2 separate regions of the Homo sapiens genome follow, and region 2 is linked to region 1. A link is an interaction called in ENCODE POLR2A ChIA-PET data of the cell type or tissue named here. Cell type or tissue: PC-9. All regions are shown on one strand. Links, peaks and the distances in the headings refer to the core of each region. The heading gives the core; the rest is flanking DNA.

Evidence for each region. Peaks named below come from ENCODE experiments on the same cell type or tissue, not always from the same donor. Only the 100,000 strongest peaks of a DNase experiment are listed, where the experiment ranks them.
Region 2: POLR2A ChIA-PET joins it to region 1 with 10 read pairs; 3 of 35 experiments call an interaction of 5 or more read pairs at or near these places.

What each region holds. Positions count from the first base shown.
Region 1 is chr6:36,043,958-36,054,000 of GRCh38, forward strand. It overlaps MAPK14 (mitogen-activated protein kinase 14), which reads left to right. Exons shown (of 12, transcript NM_139012.3): 2 at 8,742-8,871. Among named protein-coding and RNA genes, the nearest start is that of MAPK14, 21 kb to the left of the region's middle. In PC-9, for the core only: no CTCF peak of the experiment used is centred there; no DNase peak of the experiment used is centred there; H3K27ac peaks cover 1,409 bases.
Region 2 is chr6:35,879,819-35,889,442 of GRCh38, forward strand. SRPK1 (SRSF protein kinase 1) reads right to left here. Exons shown (of 16, transcript NM_003137.5): 4 at 8,997-9,105; 5 at 8,206-8,293; 6 at 6,906-6,993. Among named protein-coding and RNA genes, the nearest start is that of SRPK1, 36 kb to the right of the region's middle. In PC-9, for the core only: no CTCF peak of the experiment used is centred there; no DNase peak of the experiment used is centred there; H3K27ac peaks cover 309 bases.

The DNA.
Region 1 (10,043 bases), core at 517-8,516:
GCACCACCACACCTGGCTAATTTTGTATTTTTAGTAGAGACGGGATTTCTCCATGTTGGTCAGGCTGGTCGCGAATACCCAACCTCAGGTGATCTGCCCACCTCGGCCTCCCAAAGTTCTGGGATTACAGTCGTGAGCCACCGCACCCGGCCCTCACTTTATAGATATTCTAATGAATTTAATGTATTAATGAGACTTTGCTAATTCAGTGTAACTACAGATTTCAATATATTTAAATATTTCCATTAACTTCCAAAAGTAAACCAAATTGTGTTTATCTTCTTAGAAGTCATCTATGACCATTGAAAGAAATTGTAAAATCACTTACGATCCCCACAAATTACTCAAAGACTTGCTGAGTGATTACTCATTCTTCATATTCTGTTGATGAAAACACAGATTGTTTTTTGAGGAAAATCATGGTGCAGTCGTTTGTACTTTAATACTCTGTGGACATGGGCACTTGTCCAGCACCTTACCTTTCTTAAGAGGTTGTCTCCCTTTCTCTACTCAGCTGATGTTAAATTTATTGATCTGCCATTACCTTATAACAGAAAATCTACAAGTCAGGTGCCCATCATGGAATATAAACACAAGTTCCCTATATCTCTATACCTATCAAAAGCTCAGTTGACAGCCGAACATGGTGGCTCATGCCTGTAACCCAAACACTTTGAGAGGCTGAGGTGGGAGGATCGCCTGAGGCCAGGAGTTCGAGACCAGCCTGGGCAACAAGCAAGGCCCCATCTCTACAAAAGAAAATTTTAAAAATAATAAACAAAAAGCTCATTGATAGCTCCAGTCATCTTTGGAGGATTGTCTGAAGAATATGGAGCTTATCTGTTTTTCTAAATGTATTTAAGATTTCCTCTTGGATTAAGTCTGTCAGAGAGGCCAGGTATGGTGGCTCATGCCTGTAACCCCTGTACTTATTGGGAGTCCAAGGCAGGAGGATCACTTAGCCTAGGAGTTCAAGACCAGCCTAGGGAACATAGTGGGACCCTGTGTCTACAAAAATCAAAATAATTAGCGAAGCTTGGTGGCACATGCCTGTAGTCCTGGCTACCCAGGAGGCTAAGGTTGGAGGATTGCTTGAGGCCAGGAGGTTGAGGCTGCAGTGAGCCATGATTACATGACTCCACTCCAGCCTGGATGACAGAGTGAGACCTTAAAGAAAAAAAAAAAAAGCAACACCGTAATATTTTGTACTCCTACCCTCTTTGCTAATAATGAACTGTATTTTGGCCTTACGACAGCAATCTGTACTGATGGATGCTCTAAAAAGAAAACCATCTGAAACCCACTATTATATTCTTTTAAAGATGTTGATTAGGACATTTTTACCACATTATATGTCTCCTTCTTGAACAGACACAGAATGAACTTTTCCCTGGTTTATTACAGGAATAATTATGCCTCTCTTCAGCTCTCCTGAGTACCTGGTTGGTTTTTATTGTATGGCTTCTGTGATTCATGTCCTAACTGATTCTGTTCTCTTTGTTAATGGCTTTAGTGAGCTTTGAGCCAAATTTGAGGCCTACCTCTAATGGGTATTTAAAAAGGACCTCTGGCCGGGTGTGGTGGCTCACGCCTGTAATCCCAGCCCTTTGGGAGGCTGAGGTGGGCGGATCACGAGATCAGGAGATCGAGACCATCCTGGCTAACACGGTGAAACCCCATCTCTACTAAAAATACAAAAAAACTAGCTGGGTGTGGTGGCATGCACCTGTAGTCCCAGCTGCTGGGGAGGCTGAGGCAGGAGAATGGCGTGAACCCGGGAGGCGGTGCTTGCAGTGAGCCGAGATCGCGCCACTGCACTCCAGCCTGGGTGACACAGCAAGACTCTGTCTCAAAAAAAAAAAAAAAAAAAAAAAAAGAAAGAAAGGACCTCATGATATATGCTAACCTCAGCTGTACAGACTTTCTTATTTTCCCTTAATCACTTACCATTTTGTCAGGTTTTATATATATAATTCCAGTCTGCTTTAAATCCATTGTGAATAAAGGAAGGTATACATCAATAAATTTAGAAGTTAAACAGAATTATATTAGGATATATGAAGAATCTAGTAACCCACATTTTCTATGTGTGTGTGACACAAGGGGAGGCAAGTATGAATGTGTAACAAAACATTGAAGTTTATTTAATGATTATCCTTGTGTGTTATGTACTGGATTCACGGTCAGCAGTAGATGAGTGAGAATGACATCCTAATATTGTAATAACTGCTTCTAATTTTTATATTTCTTTCAGTTATTTTTTACTATACCAATGATTTTATAAAATGTGAATTAATTTGATAATTTTGGAAAAGTTCATGTAAATTCACAATTGGGGGAAAAACTTGTTAAACAGTATGTCCTGAATTTTAGTTTGGAGAACCTGTTTATCATAAAGATAATTTCATTTTATGATGTTGTTCATGAAAACAAGGTTTTACTTGTAGCTCTACTTTTACAGATGTGATTGAGAGGCGTATTTGAGCTTTGCCATGGACCAAGCTCCTTGCCAAACCTACTATAAAAGTTATTACATTTAATCCTAACATATCCAACAGATGAAATATAAACATAATTCTCATTTCATGAAAGAATTTAATTAACATCCTCAAGATTATATAGCTATTAAGTGGCAGAACTGGAATTAAAATCCAGATAGTCTAATTCCAAAGTCCCAGCTCTTATTTAATCACTCTGTTGGAGTATTATAAACATGTAATAATAAATTGTGATTGTTGGGGTCTATAGGGTACTGATTAATTCTAGCCTGCCTTTTGCTGAATAGATTCAGGAGTCAAATAGAGATAAAAATATTTACTTTTATTAGTAAAGCTGGCATGCAGAGTGCCTTGGGCGGGCAACTCAAGTGGGCTTCTTATTTCTTCCCCAGTTAATTGAACTTGCACACTTAATCAGTCAGATCAGCTAGAAAACTGCTGCTGTTCCTTGCTCCCCAGCAGGCTTACCAATGGAGGAGAGAAGAAAGTGTTCAGCTTGCAGGTGGAAGGCAAACTCTGAGGTGGGAAGTTGAAGAAGCTGGGTCCCACAGGGGCAATGGCCATTTTTCCAGTCTCACCAGAGCTAGTTTAGAGAACTGGGTTTAGAGATGAGTATACATTTACTTGCTACTTTTGAGAGGGAAGAAGTTACTAATTTATGGGTTTGTAGGAGCAATGGGAGTGGAAAAGAAGAGAACCACCACCCTCTTTTATGTGAGATAAGGAAGGAGTCAGTGAGGGTGTTGTGACAGAGTAATGGCTTCTTAGAGGTCCCTAACAGGTTCCTGAGCAGGTGACTATTTAAACCAATACTTGAAGGATAAGGATTTAGCTATGGGGTGGGATGGGGGCGGAGGAGAAGAAAATCCTAGGAACCAGGAGCAGCCTGTCTGAATAGTTAAAAGAACTGAAAGGAGCTAGCAGAACATAGCAGCTGAGAGAGAGGGAAAGAGTAGCACAGGAACAGGTGGAATAATCAGTGGTGACCAGATCACCTGGGCCTTGTAGGCCATCATGAGAAATTTGCATTTTACTCTGTATGCCAAGGAGATTCCTTGAATGGTTTGAAGGAGGGGAGTGTTGTGATCTAATTTGTACTTTTATTGCTATTTTTTATTTTTCATTTTTGAGACAGTCTCACTGTATCTTCCAGGCTAGAGTGCAGTGGTGCCATCATGGCGCACCACAACAAGGTTGAGCAGCTTCAGCCTTCCTGGGCTCAAGCAATCTTCCTGCCTCAGCCTCCCAAGTAGCTGGGCATGGTGGCCCATGCCTGACTAATTTTTTTTTTTTTTTTGAGATGAAGTTTTGCTCTTGTTGCCCAGGCTGGAGTGCAATGGCATGATCTCAGCTCACTGCAACCTCCACCTCCCTGGTTCAAGCAATTCTCCTGCCTCAGCCTCCCGAGTAGCTGGGATTACAGGTGCCTGCCACCACACCCAGCTAATTTTTTTAAATATATATTTTTAGTAGAGATGGGGTTTCACCATGTTGGCCAGGCTGGTCTCAAACTCCTAACCTTAGCCTCCCAAAGTGCTGGGATTATAGGCGTGAGCCACTGCGCCTGGCTGCCTAATTTTTAATTTATTTATTATTATTTTTTTGAGACAGAGTCTCACTCTGTTGCTAAGGCTTGAGTGCAGTGATGCAATCTCGGCTCAGTGCAACCTCCACCTCCTGGATTCAAGTGATCCTCCCACCTCAGACTCTCAAGTAGCTGGGGTTACAAGTGTGTGCCACCACACCCCACTAATTTTTATATTTTTTTAGTAGAGACGGGTTTCACCATGTTGGCCAGACTGGTATTGAACTCCTGACCTCAAGTGATCCACCCGCCTTGGCCTCACAAAGTGCTGGGATTACAGGCGTGAGCCACTGCACCCAACCCGTTTTTTATTTTTTGCAGAGACAGGGTCTTGCTATGTTGCTCAGGCTGATCTCAAACTTCTGGGCTCAAGCAATCCTCCTGCCCTGGCCTCCCAAAGTGCTAGGATTACAGGCTTGAGCCATTGTGCCTGGCATAATTTATATTTTTAAAAGACTGTATTGGATGCATTTGGAAAGCATATTAGAAGGAGGTAGGCCAGTGACATGGACTAATATGATATTGGTGAAATGAAGAGCAGTTGACTTTGAGACGTCTTTTGGAGGTGAAAACCATGAGACTTGCCAATAGATTTGAATGAGGACTGAGGAAAGGGAGAAATCAAGGATGACAATCAAATGTCTAGCTCGAGCAACTGGATGAACAGTCCATTTATTGAGATAACAGAGCCATGGAGAAGAATAGTTCTGGGTGTTTTGAACTTGGTACGCTTCAGGTGCTTATGTGTCTTTCTTATGGAGACATCAGGGCTCAGAGAAGAGATTTCAGTGAGAGACATAAATTTGGGAGTTTTCAATATATAGATGGCATTTAATTTAAAGTCATGGGCATAGATGAGATTATCTAGAAAGAGAATGTGGGAGAGAGAAGAGGGCCCAGTACCAAGTCCTGAAGAACTCCAACATACAGAGTTTGAGTAGAAGCAGCACATGCAGTGGAGACAGAGATGGAGCTGCCAGAGGGGTCATAGAAAACCAATGGAAGTGTTGATATAGACTCCAGGATGGACAGTATTTAGAGAAAGTGGTGACTATGTCAATTACTAATCTTAGAAAAGTGGATTTGGTAGCAGAGGTCATTAATGACCTTGAGAAGAGCAGTTTCAGTGGAATTGGATTGAGGAAAGAATGGGATTGAAATGAGTCAGTTGTGTAGATGTGTGCTTCTCACACCTTAAGAGGTATATTAATCACCTGGAAATCTTGTCAAAAAGTAAATTCTATTTTAGGGCCCAAGATCTCCTTTCCTTTCCTTTTCCTTTCTTTTCTTTTTTCCTTTCCTGTTGTCTGCAGAGATCCTGCATTTTCTAATGAGCTCCCAGATAATGTCAATGCTGCCGGTCCATGGAGCACACTTTGAATAGCAAAGGTATAAATTAGTGGTTCTCAAACTGTAATATGTATTAGAATAACATGGAGAGCTTGATAAAATACAGATTATTAGACCCACTTCAAAGTTTCTTATTCCATTAACTCTGGGGTGGTACCTGAGAATTTTCATTTCTTATAAATTCCCAGGTGAAACTGATGCTGCTGATCTGGGAACCTCTGGTGTAGGTGACTTTTTTGGAGAATTTTAACTGTGATGGAGAACTGTTAAGGGAAGTCTTTTGTTTGTTGGCTGAAGGCGGTAAACAAGTAGAGCAAATTTATGCTGATGAGAATGGTCCAGTAGATAGGGAGACACTGATGATGCAAGAGAGAAGAGGAATGAAGAAGTGAAATCCTTGAGAAGATGAGGGAGGTGGCTCCAAAGCATGTATTGTGGTCTTGAATTTTGATAAGCAGGGGCATATTCTTAGTTATAGCAAGAGGGAAGGTGGAGACGATGGGTTTATAGATTTGGGGCTAAGCAAATGGAGCTCCCCTCCTGATGGTTTCTGTTTTCTCAGTGAAGGCAAGGGCAACTCTTGAGGGAAGAGGGTGAATTGGAGATTTGAGAGAGAACATGTCAAACGATCATTTTCGAGTAGGAAAATGAACTTACTAGAAGAAAATGGCTTTATTGAGAGCCTCTTTGAGATTAAGGTCAGAAACTAAGAATGAAAATCTGATTCTACAGTCTTTCTTGTTCAACCTCAGTTCCTTGGATTCAGTCATGGAGAATTAAGTGGTTGAGATTACCCAAGGTTAGACTTTATCCAGGTGAGTACATCAGAGAGACAGACAGACAGAGAGAGAGAAGTGCAAGGGAGTGATTATAATCATGGAACAGGAAGGGAGATGAAGACAGAAGAGGGCTGAAGGATAGAAACAAGCAATGACAATGAGGTTAACAAATTGTTGTAGTCAGGGTACAAGTAAACTAGAGGTAACTAGGTTTTTGATGAAAAGCAAATGCTGCTGGCATTCAAAATTTTGTAGGTGGGGCAGTTTTTGGTAGGAATAAAGGTCTAGAATGTGACCATGAAGATGGCTGGGTGTGGTGGAGTTTCCTAGAGAGGTCAGGAAACAGGATGTTGGGTGTGCCGTTCACCTGGATGTTGAAGTTGCCAAGAATGATGACAGAAGTTGAGAGTGTAGAGAGATCTTCTGGATAGAAACTAACTTTTCAATGAATGATGGAAAATTTCAGGTCAGTGGATACCTGCAGCAGAGAGGGATAGTTTATCAGGGTTGTGAGCAGGAGGTATTTTATAGAACAAACGGAAAGTAATGGTCCTGAAGTGGTAACGGCTGCCAAGGAAGACTCCTACGCACCTGCTAGCCAGGAGGTATCTGGGCTATTAGAGAATGCTTTCTAATGGCAGGGCTATAAGAGAAGCAGTGTCTTCTAGAAATGGCCTAGTTTCAGAGATGGAGGGGAGGTTCAGAAAAGAGGTTGAAGATTTATAGGAGTTTATCACAAATTGGGATTTGAAGATTGAGGGTATGCCATAAAAGTTTGGGAGTGAAAGGAAGGGCACTGGAGTAGGTACAGAGTTGTAAAAGCAAGTTTGGCAGGCAGAGAGTTTGGTGATAACAGATGACCAGAAAGTCTTGGATACATGTTAGAGACTGAGACAAACTGGAGGATGAGGCATAATGGAACTGGCCCAGACAATTTCTGTTATTACTATTTTTTTTTTTTTTTGAGACCGAGTTTCACTCTTATTGCCAGGCTGGAGTGCGATGGTGCAATCTCAGCTCACTGCAACCTCCGCCTCCTGGGATCAAGTGATTCTCCTGCCTCAGCCTCCTGAGTAGCTGGGATTACAGGCACCTGCCACTGCGCCTAATTTTGTATTTTTAGTAGAGATGGGGTTTCACCATCTTGGTCAGACTGGTCTCGAGCTCCTGACCTCGTGATCCTCCCGCCTCGGCCTCCCAAGGTGCTGGATTACAGGCATGAGCCACTGTGCCTGGCGACGATTTCTAAAAATAATTAAAATACACATCGCATTTTTGCTATAGATGTCCTCCATGATCTAGCTGCTGCCTGCATCTCTTACGTCATCCCTTCCCACTCTCCCCTTGCTCCCTGTGCTCTACCCACACAGCCTTTCTGTCTTTCTGTCACTCACTCCAGCATGCCATACGTTTCCTACCTCTGTTTCTTTTTTCGTTTGTTTGCACTTGCTCTTCTGAGAGATAGCAGAGTCAAGTGGTCAGTAGCATAAGCTCTGGATCCAGACTCCCTGCTCTGCCGCTTTTAAGCTTTGTGACCGTGGTCAAGTTACCTAACTTCTCTCTGCTTCAGTTTCTTACTTGTAAGTGGGAGAATGATAATAGTACTTATTTCATAGGGGATTCGGGGAAATACAAAAGCTGAATTGAGACAAATAAATGTAAAGGGCTTAGAACAATTTCTTGTATGTGTGGGTAAAGACTCTATAAACATTAATATTATTATTATTTCTTCTGCTTGAAGCTCTTTTTCTTATATATTTATATAGGGAATTTAATCATTATATTGTTTCCTTCTCAGCTCAGATGTCATTCCTCAGCCATCCTAGCTAAAGTGGTATAACTCCACTGGCTTTCTGTCACTCTTTATCCCATTACCCTTTTATTTAGTCATAGTATTTTCATCACTACTTGAAATTATTTTATTATTCTGTTCTGCTCTTCCCCCATTCCCTGAAGGTGCCAAGTACTTTGTAGGTGCTCAAGAAATATTTGTGGCAATTTATTGTCCTGAAAACATGGTTTCCTGGGCCTCGACTCTGAGCAGGCAGCAGATGTGGCAAGGTGACGACAGTGAGGCCTAGGCAGGGAAGACAGAATTCAACTCTGTTTATTAATCTGTTGGCTCATCTAGATCAGGCAGCTGCCAGTTTTTGTAAATTTTATTAGAACACAGCCACACCCATTTTAAAACTTATTTTCTGGCTGCTTTCCTCATACAACCACAGAGTTGAGTAGTTGTGACAGAGGTCTTACTTACAAAGTTGAAAATATTACTATCTGGCCCTTCATTGAAAAAAATTTGCTGACTTCTGATTTAGATACATAGAAAAGACAAGGAGAAAACACCAAAAATAATAACAGAAGCTTTATTTGGATAATGGGATAATAGGTCATTTTGCTTTTTATCTTTATGCTTTTTTTTGGTATTTTGTTATAGACCCTTTAATTTGGAAATAGCCTTATAAATACCCCAAAATAATATTTAGAACAGCTTTTTAATGGTGGGTTTTTTCCCTTTTTTCTCCTTAGTGCTGCTTTTGACACAAAAACGGGGTTACGTGTGGCAGTGAAGAAGCTCTCCAGACCATTTCAGTCCATCATTCATGCGAAAAGAACCTACAGAGAACTGCGGTTACTTAAACATATGAAACATGAAAATGTAAGTTATTCATTCAAGGAAGAATACATTTTGATCTTGAATAGACTGGGGAAAAATGTTTTAATTACTGCAGATGGAAATACGCTGGAGTGCATCAAACGTTGGTCCCTGCTCCTTGTCCTGGGGTGTTAGTGGCCACTTGGTTATGTCAGGTCAAAGACTTGGAATGAAAGTGATGCATCTTCCTGGAGTTTTAGTTTTACTCAAAGATTTTTAGAGGAGAAAGAACTCTTTAAAATTTTAAAATTAAAGGATATGTTATGAAATACAACACAAAATTCACAATAATTTTTAAGAGAAAATATTAAAAAGAAGTTATGTATTCTTTGCCTGGTTTTCCTAAGGCTATATTATGAGAATATGGGAGTCTGTGGCTATTAAAAGACAAAATAGCCACAGACTCCCATATTCTCATAATATAGCCTTAATATTTTTAAGTGGAAAAATCTGAGAAAGAGTGCCTTAGGCTCACTGAAAGTCCTATCAGAGATGGCTATTATTTTATATATTTGTTAATAATTTTTCTTTTTTTCCAGATTCACGTATTTTAATAAATATGTCAGAGGCATTGTTTAAGTTAAATATAACTTTTTCTTTTTTACCAATTTGTTGATTCAGTTGCCATTCTGCAAAGATGCTTACAAATTCTAATACGATAAATAAGTGGATATAATTGGAATACTAACTGAAAGTAAAAAGACAGTTGACTGAAGACACTTATTTTACTGAATTTCAAAATCAAGTTATGAATTTCTGTGACTGCTATATGAAGGGTACTGTGAAGTTTGTAGCATTGTGGAAACAATGGCCATAGAGATTTCAAAGTCCTCTGGCTGTACTGCTTGTTACCTTGTGGAAGAAAATTCAAAATCTGTGAATTTATTATTTGACTATTTAGACTGTTTTAGTAATTTAACTTCTTCATAGCGAGAAAAAAGTCACAGATAAGTGACTCTTCATTAGCGTACATTTGTTTCATTAGTGCAAATTTCTTCTAAATTGAGAACATTAAGACTTAAATTTGTAATTGGATTATGGATGCCATTATAATCACAGCTGCTGCTTTTTATTTTCACATTTTATTTTGATTGTATGCTATTGAGGAAATCCTATTTCTACAGACAACTTCTATTCCTGAGTATAATTTTACTTAAGTAGCTATGTGCAAACCA
Region 2 (9,624 bases), core at 1,625-9,624, 160 kb before region 1:
CCTATCACTTTCAGAAGCCAAGGCAGGAGGACTGCTTGAACCCAGGAGTTCAAGACCAACCTGGGCCACACAGTGAGACTCCATCTCTACAAAATTTTAAAAATTAGCTGGGTGTGGTGGCATGCACCTGTAGTCTGGAGGCTTAGGCAGGAGAAGTACTTGAGTCTGGGTAGTCAAGGCTGATGTGAGCTGTGTTCGCACCACGGCACTCCAGCCTGGGTGGTGTGAAGACCTTGACAGAGCAAGACCTTGTCTCAGAAAAAAAAAAAAAAAAGCTCAAAGAACAAAAGGAAGATGTGGAGAAAGTCAAGAAAACAATATATAAACAAAACGGAGATATTAATGAGGATAAAAAAAAAACTAAAAAGAAACCAAAGGAATTCTGGTGCTGAAAAGTACAATAACCAAAATGAAAAAATTAACTAGAGGGATTCAAAGGCAGATTTGGGTAGGCAGAAGAAAGAATCAGCAAACCTGAAGTTAGGGTGATGGAAATTATCAAGTGTGAGGAATAGAAAGAAAAAAGATTGAAGAAAAGTGAAGAGGCTTAAGGGACCTGTGGGACATCATTGAGTAGACCAAATATACACTGTGGCAGTCCCAGAAGAAGAATAGAGGAGGAGGCTGGGCACGGTGGCTCACGCCTGTAATCCCAGCACTTTGGGAGGCCAAGGCAAGTGGATCACTTGAGGTCAGGAGTTCAAGACCAGCCTGGCCAACATGGTGAAATCCCATCTCTACTGATATACAAAAATTAGCTGCGTGTGGTGGTGTACACCTGTAATCCCACCTACTTGGGAGGCTGAGGCAGGAGAATGGCTTGAACCCGGGAGGCAGATTGCAGTGAGCGGAGATTGCACCACTGCACTCCAGCCTGGGTGACAGAGTGAGACTCCATCTCAAAAAAAAAAAAAAAGAAAAAAAAAAAAAAAGAAAAGAAAAGAAGAAGAAATGGCCAGACAGAATATTTGAAAAAAAAAACAACGGTTGAAAACGTCACAAATTAGATGAAAGACATGAATCCAAAAAGCTCAATGAGCATCAAGCAAGATGAACTCAAAGACACCCACATCAAGACACATTATAATCAAACTTTTGAAAGATTAAGAGGGAATCTTGAAAGCATCAAGAAGAGTGACTCTTCACATACAAGGGATCCTCACTAAGATTATCAGCAAGTTTCTCATCAAAAATTTTTGGAGGCCAGAAAGCAGTGGGCCAATATATTTGAAATACTAAAAGAAAAATAATGTCAACCAAGAATCCTATATTAAGAAAAACAGTATTTCAAAAGTGAGAGAAAAATTAAGACATCCCATGTAAACAGAAGCTGAACGAGTTCATTACCAGATGTGCCCTGGAAATGGTCAAGGGAGTCCTATAAGGTGAAATGAAAAGACACTAAACAATAACACAAAGCCAGGCATCCATATGAAGAAATAAAGATTATCAATGAAGGTAAATACTTGAGCAATTATAAAAGCTAATATTGTAATAATGGTTTATAACTCCTCTTTTTGTTTTCTACATGATTTAAAAAACCAATATGTCAAAAAATAATTAGTCTAAAAGCTAGTATGATTATAACTTTGGTTTGGTAGAATACACATATAGATATAGATATAGATATAGATATAGATATAGATATAGATATAGATATAGATCCAACTATATGCTGTCTACAAGAGACTCACTTTAGATCCAAAGACACAAACAGATTAAAGTGAAAGGCTGAAGAAAAGATTCCATGCAAATAGTAACCAAACGAAATCAGGGGTGGCTATACTAATATCAGACAAAATAGATTTTCAATCAGAAAAAGTTATAAGAGATAAAGAAGGACATTATCTATATTAATAAAAGGTTCAACATACCACCAAGAAGATATAACAATTATAGACATTTACATACTTATTAAAAGACCACCAAACTATATAAAACAAAAACTGACAGAATTAAAGGGAGAAATAGTTCTACAATAATAGTTGGAGATTTTAATGCCACACTCTCAATAATGTATAGAACAAGCAGACAGAAGATAAGCAAGGCAATAGAGGACTTAACACAATAAACCAATGAGATCTAATAGCCATTTAACAGGTATAGAGCTTCAGTTTTACAAGATGAAAAGTTATGAAGATGGATGATGGTAATGACTGCACAATTTTATGTTATGTGTATTTTACCACAATAAAGAAAAAATTAGACCAAAGAGGAAGAAGAACAAGAACAATAAGAACAACCAGTAGTAGCAGTAGTAGTAGTAGCAGTAGTAGTAGTAGCAATAGTAGTAGTAGTACTAGTAGTAGTAGTAGTAGTAGTAGTAGTAGTAGTAGTAGTAGTAGCAGCAGCAGCAGAAGAAGAAGAAGACAAAAAGAAAATAAAGCACAAGACATTTGGTGAGATTGAAACACTGACTAGAGAAACTTGTGACTAAGAAACTGGTCACAATTTTTTTTTTTTTGGTATAATAATTGCATTCAGGTTATCTTTTTATTTAACAAATCTTTTTGTCAGAGAATGCATCTTGTTGTGCCACCCACACTGGAGTACAGTGGCACTATCATAGCTCACTGCAGCCTCAAACTCCCAGGCTCGAGTGACCCTGCTGCTTCAGCCTCCCAAGTAGCTGGGACTACAGGCATGAGCTACCATGCCTGGCTAGTATTTTTTTATTTTTGTAGAGACAGGGTCTTGCTATGTTACCCAGGCTGGTCTTGAACACCTCAGCTTTGCAAGGTGCTGGGATTATAGGCATGAGCCACAGTGCCTGGCTAGGTTATATTTTAAGAGTCCTTGTCATTTAGAAATACATTCTAAAACAATTACAGATAAAATGTTTAAGATTGGCTACAGAATTATCAGGAGGTACAGACAAAACAAGATTGGCTATAAGTTGATAACTCCTGAAATGGGTAATGGATCTGTGGGGATTCATTAAACTATTTCTACTTCTTTACATTTGAAATTTACCAATGATTCTGCTGAGAAAAAAAATTTCCCCACCCGAGATGGAGTCTTGCTCTGTCACCCAGGCTGGAGTGCAGTGGCATGATCTCAGGTCACTGCAACCTCCGCCTCCCAGGTTCAAACCATTCTCCTACCTCAGCCTCCCAAGTAGCTGGGATTACAGGCACGTGCCACCACGCCTCGCTAATTTTTGTATTTTTAGTAGAGATGGGGTTTCGCCATGTTGGCCAGTCTGGTCTTGAACTCCTGACCTCGTGATCCGCCCGCTTTGGCCTCCCAAAGTGCTGGGATTATAGGCGTGAGCCACTGCACCTGGCCAGGAAATTTTTTTAAACAAGCAATTAAATAGGCTGGGCATGGTGGCTCATGCCTTCAATCCCAGCACTTTGGGAGGCTGTGGCAGGTGGATCGCCAACATGGCAAAACCCCGTCTCTGCTAAAAATACAAAAACTAGCTGGGCGTGGTGGTGTGCATCTGTAATCTCAGCTACTCGGGAGGGTGAGGAAGGAGAATCGCTTGAACCTGGGAGGCGGAGGTTGCAGTGAGCCGAGATTGCGCCATTGCACTCCAGCCTGGCCAACAAGAACGAAACTCTGTCTCAAAATAAATAAAAATAAAAAAGCAATTAAATAAAAAAAATTATCAAAACAAGATTATTTAAAATGCAGATTACTTAAAAAGACTAAACATAAAATAGGATTGTAAAGCTATTCTCTTATGTTTCTAGCTTCCATCTGCTTAATTTTTATTTGTTGAGAGAAGTATTACAATTTGAAAATGTTTTAATTTGTAAGCAGTGATATTAAAATGACCAAACATATAGTAGCTTAAAAAAAAACTTGACAGAACATCATAATCAAGTGGCAAAAAGGAAGAGCCAAATAATTTGAGTGAAAGAAAGCTAATGAGTAGCAATCAGAAGCACTAGTAATTGAAATCACAAGGTTATTTTTTTTTTTTTTGAGGCGGAGTCTTGCTCTGTCGCCCAGGCTGGAGTGCAGTTGGCGCTATCTTGGCTCACTGCAATCTCCTCCTCCCAGGTTCACGCCATTCTCCTGCCTCAGCCTTCTGAGTAGCTGGGACTACAGGCGCCTGCCACCACGCCCAGCTTTTTTTTGTATTTTTAGTAGAGATGAGGTTTCACCGTGTTAGCCAAGATGGTCTCGGTCTCCTGACCTCGTGATCCGCCCACCTCGGCCTCCCAAAGTGCTGAGATTACAGGTGTGAGCCACTGCACCCGGCCCACAAGGTTATATTTTTAAAAAAATCTAATGGGGAGACAGTGTAAAGAAAATAACAAAAGGCTGAAAATAAAAGGCTTATGTTATTGAGTAAGCACATTTAGGGCACATTATGAATAAGAGGAGCTAGCAAAACAGACAGAATACAGCATGAAAAAAAAAGTATCCTAAAGACATAGGAGGTCATATAAGCAGACAATAATGACTGGCTAATGTCAACATTATATAGAGAAACCAACTGTCCTCCTTCTTAATCATTCTTTTCCCCTCACCCTCCAGGCAAGTAGAGTGAGCCAGTTTATATGGAATTCTGTAAGAACTAACTTTCTAGTTTAGGGCCCTTTATATTTTAATATGAGAAACGATAGTGGTCCAGAGAAAAAAACGCCTGAACAAACATACACACGAATGTGGATGTACTGCTCTGTGTGGGTATGTTATGTTGGGAAAACGGGTAGAGGCAGGAGAGTGACATGAGCCATTACTAACCCTTAACATAGTGTTTTGAGTTATATCCTTTCAATCTCTAACAGTAGTAAATAATGCAGGAGCAAAGACAGCTGGGAGATAAGGATGAAGAAAGACAGGAAAAAATGGCTAAGAACAAATGGAGAAAAGAATAAAATAGGGAATCAATGGACAGAAGCTACAGAGAAACCACCTAGCAATGTTTGAAAAATATCTTGGGGGCCGGGCACGGTGGCTCACACCTGTAATCCCAGCACTTTGGGAGGCCGAGGCGGGCAGATCACCTGAGGTCAGGGGTTTGAGACCAGCCTGGCCAACATGGTGAAACCCCATCTCTACTAAAAATACAAAATTAGCTGGGTGTGGTGGCATCCACCTGTAATCCCAGCTACTCGGGAGGCTGAGGCAGGAGAATCACTTGAACCCAGGAGGCAGAGGTTACAGTGAGCCGAGATTATGCCATTGAACTCCAAAAAAGAAAAAGAAAAATATCTTGGAACTTGAAATTCAAACCTACTAAGATATTTCAATAGTTAAAAAGCCTTCTTTGCTTAGTTAGGGTCAAATAAAGGTACTCAGCATTACTGGGGAGATTTGAGAGTATTTCTATAGTTTTACTTGGAACTTTTGCAAATTAGTAAAGAAATCTGGCACAATGACAAACATTACAAGATTAAATAATAGAAAAAACAGATATGGCCATCACGACACCCTGTGTAGGTTTTTAAAAAATTACTTGGTTTAGAATTCTTAATTCTTTGAACACACACACACACACACACACACACACACACACACACAGAGAGAGAGAGAGAGAGAGAGAGAGAGAGAGCCATCTACAAAGTGACCACAATAAGCACAAGATACTGTTTTAAGATGGTTGCAGCAGTTTTCCTTAGACATCTGGGTAATCTGTGATTTGTATTTTTCTAAGAAATGACTCAGAATTGACTTTAGAACAATAGTCTTTCCACATTATCAGCTGTTCTCTCTCCTTTCCCATCCCTTCCTTCCTGCTTCTCTGTTCAAATCTCTTCCCATAGTCTACATGAAACTAGTCATATGTAGTCCTGTCTCCTTTAAATACAAAAAGATCAACAGCAATTAGGAATGTGCATTAAAGGAAGCTAAACATGCATGAAAAGTAAAATAATGTATGAAATGTCTTTATACATTTTAAAAACAGCTTATAAACAGGTGATTTTAGATTTATCCAATCTAAGTAAGATTCGACTTCATCTTTTACTGAAAAATCTGATTGACCTTTATAAGCACAGCTGTTGCAATAACCTTTCCATTAGCTCACCGCACGTCACTTTGATACCTGTGAAGAAAATCAGCTATGGTTCCTTTCAATTCTACAGTTCTAAAACATCCAGATAAAAACATAAAACAAGTCAGTTTTTCATTATAATAGAATGTGAACAATTACACCCTTTTAGACTCTAAACATAAACTACATTCACAGCCTCTTCAAAGTTGAGGCTTAGTATAATAAATACAATCATACCTTAAATTGTTCATCCAGTTTCTTTCTTCCTTTCTTTTTCTTTCTCTCTTTTTCTCTTTCTTTTAGACAGTATCTTTTTTTTTTTTTTTTAGACAGAGTCTGGCTCTGTCCCCCACGCTGGAGTGCAGTGGGCTCAATCTCGGCTCACTGCAACCTCTGCCTCCCCAGTTCAAGTGATTCTCCAGCCTCAGCCTCTCCAGTAGCTGGGATTACAGGAGCCTGCCACCATGCCCAGCTAATTTTTGTATTTTGGTAGAAACAGAGTTTCACCATGTTCGCCAGGTGGGTCTTGAACTCCTGACCTCAGGTGATCCACCTGCCTCGGCCTCCCAAAGTGCTGGGATTACAGGCTTGAGCCACCGTGCCCGGCCTACTCAGTATTTTTCATAAGAAATTACTTCCCTTAAAGTTTCTGTGCTAACTGACAAAAATCATAGACTCTTTACTTAGTGATACAACGCATTTTCTAAAAGTTTCCTTTGATTTCGCTTTAATTTGCCTGAAAAGAGGACAAGAAGCTTAAAGCAATATTCTGAAAAATCACACCACACAAAATTAGACAAAATTCAGATGTGTGTTCAGAAGTGTACAATAAAAGAGGTAATTTTATTATAGTTTGCCTTAGAAAAGACACCAAGGCCATCTACACAACAAATCTAGTTCCTTTCTTTGGGATTGGGATGATTTATTCTCAAATAGGTTTTTAAAAGGATACGTGTTCCATTAACTCCTGATATTTTAAAGTCATCTAGTAGTTGAACAACCATTTCTCTATTTGGATCATTAGGGTCTGAATTGCGAACCTGTAGTGGGGAAGAGACAGTGTTTAGCACAAGGTAAAGCATGGAAATAAACCAGATGGTAGGGGAAGAATACTTACAGCAAATTAACTACAAGAAAGAGCTCACATAAATCTATTTTTAAAATATACTAAAATTTCAATAGCTTTAATGGAGAAAAATCTTAAATAGTCAATTCATAAGAGGAAATACAACCAACAGGAACTATTTTTCTAATTAAACTATTTTGCTCCCTGATATCAATCAAAGTGTGGCCTCCAAATTAACTGATGATTACCAGGCTATGAGGAACTAAGAAGATTTTGCAGGATGCAAATCAACTACAGCACTAACCACACTGTTTTTTTCAGCGGACATTTTTTTTTTCATGGAAAAACTTTCTCAATGAAGAAAACAGTATGTTGATTTACTTTTGGGTAGGTACAAGGCTCCTTATCTTGTCACAAACGGACATTCTGAAAAGTACTGTCTTAAGCCAGATGCAGTGGCTTGTGCCTGTAACCCCAGCTACTCTGGAGGCTAAGGCAGATCACTTGAGGCCAGGAGTTGAAAATAAAAAAGAAAACTACTGCCATAGAAATCTCCTGGTGCAACATTCTCACTTTATGAATAAAAAATCTGAGACTCAGAAAGAAAAAAATGGTAACATGGAGGACATACCGGGGTAAAGGCGACCTAAACCCAGGTTTTCTAATTCTGAATTTAAGTTCCTTCTACCACACTGGCATATTCCTAATTTAAAACAGAACTAAAAATACATTTTTGATAGAATTTATCTCAGTTTCCAGGTATAAATGGAATCAGTAAATACAGTATTTTTATATTATGTATTCTATAACATATTTGAAAAACAACAAAAAAGATGCTATACATTTATTTACACAACTTTCCTTTTAACCATAGTAGGAAAAAAAAACATTATGACAGTAGCTACCTGGCCTGTAAAACATGCTCAGTGAATATTTTTATTCATTTGAAAGGTTTTTTTTTGGTTCATGCGTGTAAGAAGAATTCTCATCATAGCATTTGCCACCAGTTCCCTACTACATGCATGGTATGTGTAAATATTGTTGTCTTCCTTTACCTCTTTAAGGTTACTAGAACTTTATAGAGAAAATTATCCATGCTAAAGAGCCTCCACTTGGTGTGTTTTTATTCAATGAAACTTGATTTATTTATAATTCTTCACATTCATACATATAATCTAATACTCACTGACTTCAGCAACCGGATTTCATCTAGTGCTGTTTCAGTGTAATGTTCAGCACTTTTAACTACTTTCATTGCCACAAATTTCTTCCCCCTAAGAAACAAACACAGGCAATTAAGACTACATAGCCTACCCTTACTTTAGGAAGCTAAGATTTAGCTATAAGATGGTTAAAAAGGACAAATATTGATTTCACGTTTCCCTGTAGCCCAAACAAGCTACTTCTATGGGAACATTTATACTTGTTAATGACACTAACTGGCCAGATTTCATTTATAGGAAGAATAAAAAATCTGTTCTCAGATAATCTCAGTTGTTGAACATTTTCTCTGAGTTAAAATCCTTCTTTTGAATATCTCCCTGAGTTACAAGCAAAACTGCAAAATGAGGATAAATAAGGGGAAAGATATTACCAAATTCCAAGTGTTCTGTGTATATATCTGTATATAGGCAAAAACTAAAAGGTTAAAAGCTGTAATATTTTCCCATAGGCAGCCAGAAGAAATACTTCGGTGAAAAGAAAATGATAAAAATCACAAAAAAATCAAACGACAAAAGCTTTACCAGCATTAATTTAATCACTCCTGTCTCTATAGTAGAAAGGGAGATATATAATACTGATTCTTCACGAAAGAAAAGTGGTTTCTCCAAGAATACAGAGACTATTGCCAACAACAAAATTCTGATAAATGAATCAGGCTAGAGATAGATTGAAGCCTGGATCAGCAGTGGAAACTCAGACAAACACATTTAGACATCATCTAACTAATTCTTTTACAGAACCACTAAAACTTACTGAATATCCCATGATAACCATACTGTTGAAAAGTGTCCCCAGCCTAACTTTCGGATCACATGGTATCTCCCATTGAATAGATCTCCAATTTTCACAAGATGATAACCTCCTGGAAGAAACAGGGGAAATACAATCAGAAAAACCAGGATGAGAAACAATGGTAAGAAAAGGCATTTTTAACATCACATTTTTCAACATCTATATACCTTTTATCAATAAAAAGTTTCTTTTATACAATCAATTCAACAGAAGAAAATCTTAATAGTCAAATCAGCCACATAGTATTACTGAATTCATGTTATTAAAAAAAGTGAGTAAGATTAATGATTTAGATTGAGCCTACAACAGTCTCATCCAAAAACAATAAAAAGGTTGTATATCATGATATTCTTGTCTCTCAATAATTCAATAGGTTTATCTAAACATATATATCTATTTACAATTACAGTCTCAGGTGTTTTTTAGGAGACAGAATAATTCTGTTTATTTAGCAAAAAAAAAAAAGCAAGTAAGCAAACGGGATTTTCTCTAAATAAAAACAAAACAAAACAGCCCAGGCACGGTGGCTCATGCCTGTAATCCCAGCACTTTGGGAGGCCAAGGAGGGCGGATCATTTGAGGTCAGGAG